Linked DNA regions of Homo sapiens: region 1 is linked to region 2. A link is a contact called in ENCODE Hi-C or POLR2A ChIA-PET data. All regions are on one chromosome and are shown on one strand. The core of a region is the stretch at or near the end of the contact, and the rest is flanking DNA. Distances in the headings are between cores, read along the strand shown. Region 1 holds the start of TTLL5 (tubulin tyrosine ligase like 5). Region 2 holds the start of SRSF5 (serine and arginine rich splicing factor 5).

Region 1 (2,700 bases), core at 117-2,616, 5.9 Mb before region 2:
ATCCCAGTACTTTGGGAGGCCAAGGCGGGCGGATCACCTGAGGTCGGGAGTTCGAGACCAGCCTGACTAACATGGAGAAACCCCGTCTTTACTAAAAAAAAAAAAAAAAAATACAAAAAATTAGCCGGGTGTGCTGGCTCATGCCTGTAATCCCAGCTACTCGGGAGGCTGAGGGAGGAGAATCGCTTGAACCCGGGAGGCGGAGGTTGCGGTGAGCCAAGATCGCGCCATTGCACTCCAGCCTGGGCAACAAGAGTGAACTCCGTCTCAAAAAAAAAAAAACAACAAAAAACCCCTGCCAACATTTATTTAGACTCTATGACAAGCACGCTGACAAGATGCCATCATGTTTCCAGTAAAATAAATTCAACAATGAACCGAAAGATGAATATATTCTCTTGAATCAAAGGTCCATATAAATAGGTGGGGGAGGGGAGGAATGCCCTTCCACTCTTAAAAATTATTCTTCCTAAAAATCACAAAGTTTGGTACGACTCTCAAATAGACGATGAAATTAGGAAATTTCCAACACTGCATTTCTAACTTAAAATATTTTTTCTAAAGTAAAAAAGTACATGTTCGTTGTGTGTGTCAGAAGAAGAAATAGGAACTACAAATAAAAGAAACATGTTTAAATGACCATAATCCCAAATTACTCAGCGATAATTACTTGCTGTCAATCCTTCTTAACTTTTCCATGCATTCATAAATACGATGAGACTGTAAATAAGACAAAAAAAAAACAGACCCCGATAATGATCAAAGATCTTCGGCGCAATAGGCAATGTCTAACAACTTCAATGGCTTTCTTCAGGGGATTCTCAACGGGATTTCTTGATCTTTCCCAAAATGCTGGGAAGCCCTTTAAGTTTAAACAAACAAAACCTCCAAACGGGAAGGGATGCCAACCTCTCCTAGGCTGCCTGCAGAGCGGGGAGAAACAGGTCTATCGGAAGAAGAGTAGAGATACTCACCTAAGGAGACTCCTCTCCCGAAAGGAATCTGCTTCTCAGCCCCACCCCCAGCTCACCCCAATCCCACGTAGGTCCGCAGATGCTCCCCCCGGGAAGGACGGGACGACCCCGCAGCCGCGATTCAACGCGGCGCGCCCGGAAGCCAACAGCTACTCCCGGGCTCTGAGCGGGAAGTCCTGCTGCAGGCGCCAGCCCGGACCCGGGAATGCTCCTCCCTAGGGTAGGGAAGCGCGCGGGCGCAGGCGTTTACCTGTCTCATCTTCCCATGGTTCGGGGCGAGCAGGCGTGGACCGCGCTCTGCGCCTACCTCCCTCCTCCTTCCCCAGGAAGGCTCAGGGCAGCCGCCGACGGCTGCTTCCCCGGTTACTACAACAACCAACAAGCAACCGCCCGCTCGGAGCCACTGCGCAGGCGCTCATAACGCTCAGCTGCGGACGCGGGCGAATGTCGTCACCGCCGCGCAGCGCGGGCGCAGAGCCCTGCCCTCAGCTGAAGGGAGTCTTCTTTTTTTTTTTTTTTTCCGCTGTTTTTTTCTCCGCCCCTAAGAGGTTGACTCCAAACCCGGAGTTCCGCTAGGTCCAACAGGAGGGCTTACGGCGTGAGCGGCGTACCTGGGGAGAGGCTTAGGCAGCGGCAACCGCTGATTGGCAGTAAAGGGGTTCACTCCCCATCTCCTGCTCGGGCGAAACCGGGACAGCCAATCAGAGAGAGTACTGACGGAAACGGCCCAATCCTGGAGCAGGGCTGAGGGAGGGGGCGGGGACAAATGGCTCAGGTGGACTCCGGGCTGGAGCTGTCCTGGGGGAGCTTGTTTGCGGCAGCGGCTGCTGCTGCCACTGCTGTGCTGGGGGCCCGGTCGCCAGGTAAGGAGAATATGGGGGAGAAGAGGGATGTAGGTGTCTGTGTTGCTTCTGATTGAGAGGATCCGGAGAGTCTGGAAAAATGGAGGTGGGATGGAAGGAAGATAACTGGAAGGCAACCTTTTGGGGGGAAAAGGTTTCGAGAGGCGATGACAAGGGGGAGCTAGGAAGATGGAGAAGGCTTGGTGAATTCAAGGAACGAAGGAATGGATGAGCGAATGAGCAGCCACTATGAGCCTAGCACTGTACAAAGAGCCTTCACTTTTTGTCATATAATTCTTACAATAGCCCTTCGGGTTGATATTTCTATCTCCATTTTGCAGATGAGGAAACCGAGACTGAAAAGTGTAAATGACTTACCCAGGGTCACACAGCTACTAAGTGGTAGGGCCAGGATAAGAATCCCTTTCTCCTGATTAAGTTTTAACAGCACACCTATGCTGGGCTGGGCTTGGCTGGGCTGGGCCAGGGCCAGGACAAAATTTGGAAATAGATGTTGTATACACTCTAAGAGGCCCTTAAGCTTTAGGGAAATTAGGTTGAGAAATTGGCAGAGCAATTCAGAAGTGCTCAGGCTCTGTCCTCATCAGCTATCTGTTGGGATTTCTAACAGATAACACTTCTGTGAAATGGAAGGCATACTTGTGCAGAAAAGTGGAGAGGTGCATCCATGCAGCTTTTCTAAACCCCGGAGGAGTCTCCTCTTGAGAGAGAGTGAGAAAATAAAGAGGATGGGTGGATCTTGGCCCAAATGATAATGGCCTGTGATGTCCAGTAGACCCTCAGTCTCTCTGATCTTCGACAGAGACCACCTTTGTGATCCAGCTCTCCCTGAAGGGCTCATCAATTCACCCTTCCTTCTCTAG
Region 2 (2,710 bases), core at 81-2,580:
GGAGCCACTGGGAGTGGGGTTCCAGTGAGCCGGCAAGTTAAAGTTGTTTTCAGCCTCAATAAAATTCAGACATAAGGCTGGGTAACATTTTCTGAAGGCAAATATTCCACCCGGACTCAAGATCGAAAACAACTGCTTATCAAAACTCTACCTACTTAGCAGATAATTCACCCAGTTCTAAATACTTACCACAAAACCAAAGCCTCTTTTCAGATCAATATCTCTTATCCGTCCATATCCCTTGAAGAATCTTTCCACGTCCTTCTCCCTGGCCGCTGGATTTAGTCTCCCGATGAATACCCGACAGCCACTCATGATGTCCGGCTAGTACTTCCTATTAGAAAGTAATTCAATCGAGATAATAGCAATGACTGTCACAGAGAAACGCCTGATTAAACAATCAAAAACATCAACGGCATAAAATGTTTACACAGTGATGTTATGAACGAGATTGCCAACAGAGCCTCTAATGAGGCCAGGTTACCTGCAGACAAAATGAAAACCCAGCTCCCTCCCAACACGGTCCGCTACTGGGCCCAGACCGCAGCAACCGCAACGCCCACTGCCACCTTTCCAACTGCGCAGCCGCACACTCTCCGGGCTCTCCGGCCCCCTCCCATCTGCCGCAGTTAGGAAAGGCCGAGAAGTGCGGGCGGAGCCGCCCGCGCCCTCCGCAAAGCCAGCCCAATGGCGGCCTCGCGGGCGCGTCACAGCGGGTGGAAGCCAGAATCTCGCGACGCCTCGACCGCGCCTGCGCCAACAGCAGCGGGCGGGCGCTCTGCGGCCACAAAATGGCGGCGGTGGAATCAAAGGCAGCAGAGCTGCGCGTGCCAAATTCCCTCTTCCCTTCTCCTCCCAGCAACCCCCTTCTCGGGGGTCACTGCGGCCGCCCTACAAAAGGCCCAGCCGCATCGCCAGCAAAGTCAGGGAGATCCCGGCCCACTATTCTACGTGTCCAGGAGATGAAGACATTAAGACTGGCAGGGACGGGCGCACAACCGCTGTGTAAAAACGACCCGAACAGTGACCGCCCTTTCACCTCAGTACCCCTCAAACAGTATGCCAAAAGGGAGACGTGCCCCAGCGCCCACCTCGAATCAACTGCGCTCATTAGACGCCATCCTCCGCAAAGAGAGCAGCCCCGGCCGCTCACGATCTGAGCGGCCATGAAGAAGCCTCGATCCGAGAAGGCTTGCCCTCAAAGTGAGCCACTCACCTACCGGACGGGGTCTTTGGCGGCTGAGACCCAGACAGGTCCGTAGTCTGCGACGGAGTCGTCGACCTCCACGCAGACCAGGACTTAACTCGTCTACGCCACTCCACAACTGACGCACTTAGCAGCTCTGGCGCTCCACAAAATGGAGGGCGCGTCCTACGTCACTTCCGGGGACGCCCCTGGGCCTTGGGTCCACCCCGTTGGACCTAGGGAAGACGGAAGTTTTGGGAGGGCCGGAAATTTAGGAGGATGTGGGCCTCTCTGACACTGCGAGTGACCGAACCCTGCTCCCGCGGTGGGTGGGGTCGGGGGCGAGAACTCGTTTGGGCTCGGCCGGCTGGTGCCGGAGTCTGGAGGGACATCTGTTGACGTCGTTCGCCCCTGCTAAGTCCTTGGCGTTCGGTTCATCATCATCTCTCCCAGAAGAGTCTCCTGAGAAAAGTGGCAACCCTTCTTGTATCTAAAGTTTTTCTTAGACACCCAGAAGATTACTAATTAGGAGAAACTTAGCTTTGCAGAAATACCTGGCCTTTCCTTAGCTCTTGCTGCTTGCAATTTAAATTTGCCCTCAAAGCAGGGAGCTCCTAGATGTTCGAGTTCTTTTTTCAACCATGCCACAGCTGTGTGGTTTTGTTGTGGTGAGAAGACTAAGGCACTGAAGTATTTTTTAAATGAAAGGATTTTCACTGATGAAATGTTGAAAATGGGACTGCAGCTAGAAGGCTGTCTTGAATTGAGGCTGGAATACAGATTTCTGCATGTCCGTCACTCTGGGAGAGTGGCTGGAAGAGGTTTCAAGCTGTTTTTTGTTGTTTTTTTTGAGACAGTCTTGCTCTGTCGCCCAGGCTGGAGTGCAGTGGCGCGATCTGGGCTCCGCCTCCCGGGTTCACGCCATTCTTCTGCCTCAGCCTCCCGAGTAGCTGCGACTACAGGCGCCCGCCACCACACCGGCTAATTTTTTTGTATTTTTAGTAGAGACGGGGTTTCACCGTGTTAGCCGGGATGGTCTCGATCTCCTGACCTCGTGATCGGCCCGTCTCGGCCTCCCAAAGTGCTGGGATTACAGGCATGAGCCACCGCGCCCGGCCTCAAGCTGCTTTTAAGTCCAAATGGTATTTGGTTAATCCTCTCCGTTCAGATTTCTGTAATGTAACACATGAAAGTTTACAATTCTTTAGAAACAGACAATGCCGTGCTTTCAAAGTGGGTGTAAAACACAGCCCTCCATATTAACTCCCGCGTTGTCCCGATAAGGTTGGTAGACCTAGAAACTTAGGCATAAAGAGATTGCTTAACTTCGCTTTAATGCTTTTATGTAGAACCCAGTGCACCCCATTTTTGAGAAGTGCCTGGAATGTGGAGTTGCATGCTTGCAACTAGAGTTAAACAGAGAAAAAGTAGTTCCGGAAGGAGAGCAACTGACCCTTAACTCGACCTCAGGGGCCTTTAGGCACTCAGAACTGAAACTTGGATAGTTTGTAAGGGATAAGCTTG

Evidence for each region. Hi-C counts contacts between places; a loop is a spot of excess contacts on that map. ChIA-PET counts read pairs that join two places held with the same protein, here RNA polymerase II (POLR2A). Pooled maps may share reads with other maps.
Region 1: a loop to region 2 is called in a map of CD8-positive, alpha-beta T cell, with 27 times the contacts of the local background. The contact joins the promoter of TTLL5 here to the promoter of SRSF5 in region 2. A Hi-C loop is called at or near these places in 1 of 168 maps with a recorded cell type or tissue (CD8-positive, alpha-beta T cell) and 7 of 50 pooled maps. POLR2A ChIA-PET finds 5 or more read pairs at or near these places in 1 of 52 experiments (activated T-cell).

The regions. Positions count from the first base shown.
Region 1 is chr14:75,659,912-75,662,611 of GRCh38, reverse strand. TTLL5 (tubulin tyrosine ligase like 5) reads right to left here and starts at 1,366. Exons shown (of 32, transcript NM_015072.5): 1 at 1,225-1,366. It overlaps ERG28 (ergosterol biosynthesis 28 homolog), which reads left to right and starts at 1,736. Exons shown (of 5, transcript NM_007176.4): 1 at 1,736-1,837. RefSeq lists an enhancer at 1,295-1,514 and a silencer at 1,625-1,674.
Region 2 is chr14:69,765,762-69,768,471 of GRCh38, reverse strand. It overlaps SRSF5 (serine and arginine rich splicing factor 5), which reads right to left and starts at 1,330. Exons shown (of 8, transcript NM_001320214.2): 1 at 1,217-1,330; 2 at 190-334. The coding sequence starts at 315. It overlaps LOC100289511 (a long non-coding RNA gene), which reads left to right and starts at 759. Exons shown (of 1, transcript NR_029378.1): 1 at 759-2,189. RefSeq lists enhancers at 404-453, 450-1,214, 1,324-1,373, 1,414-1,463.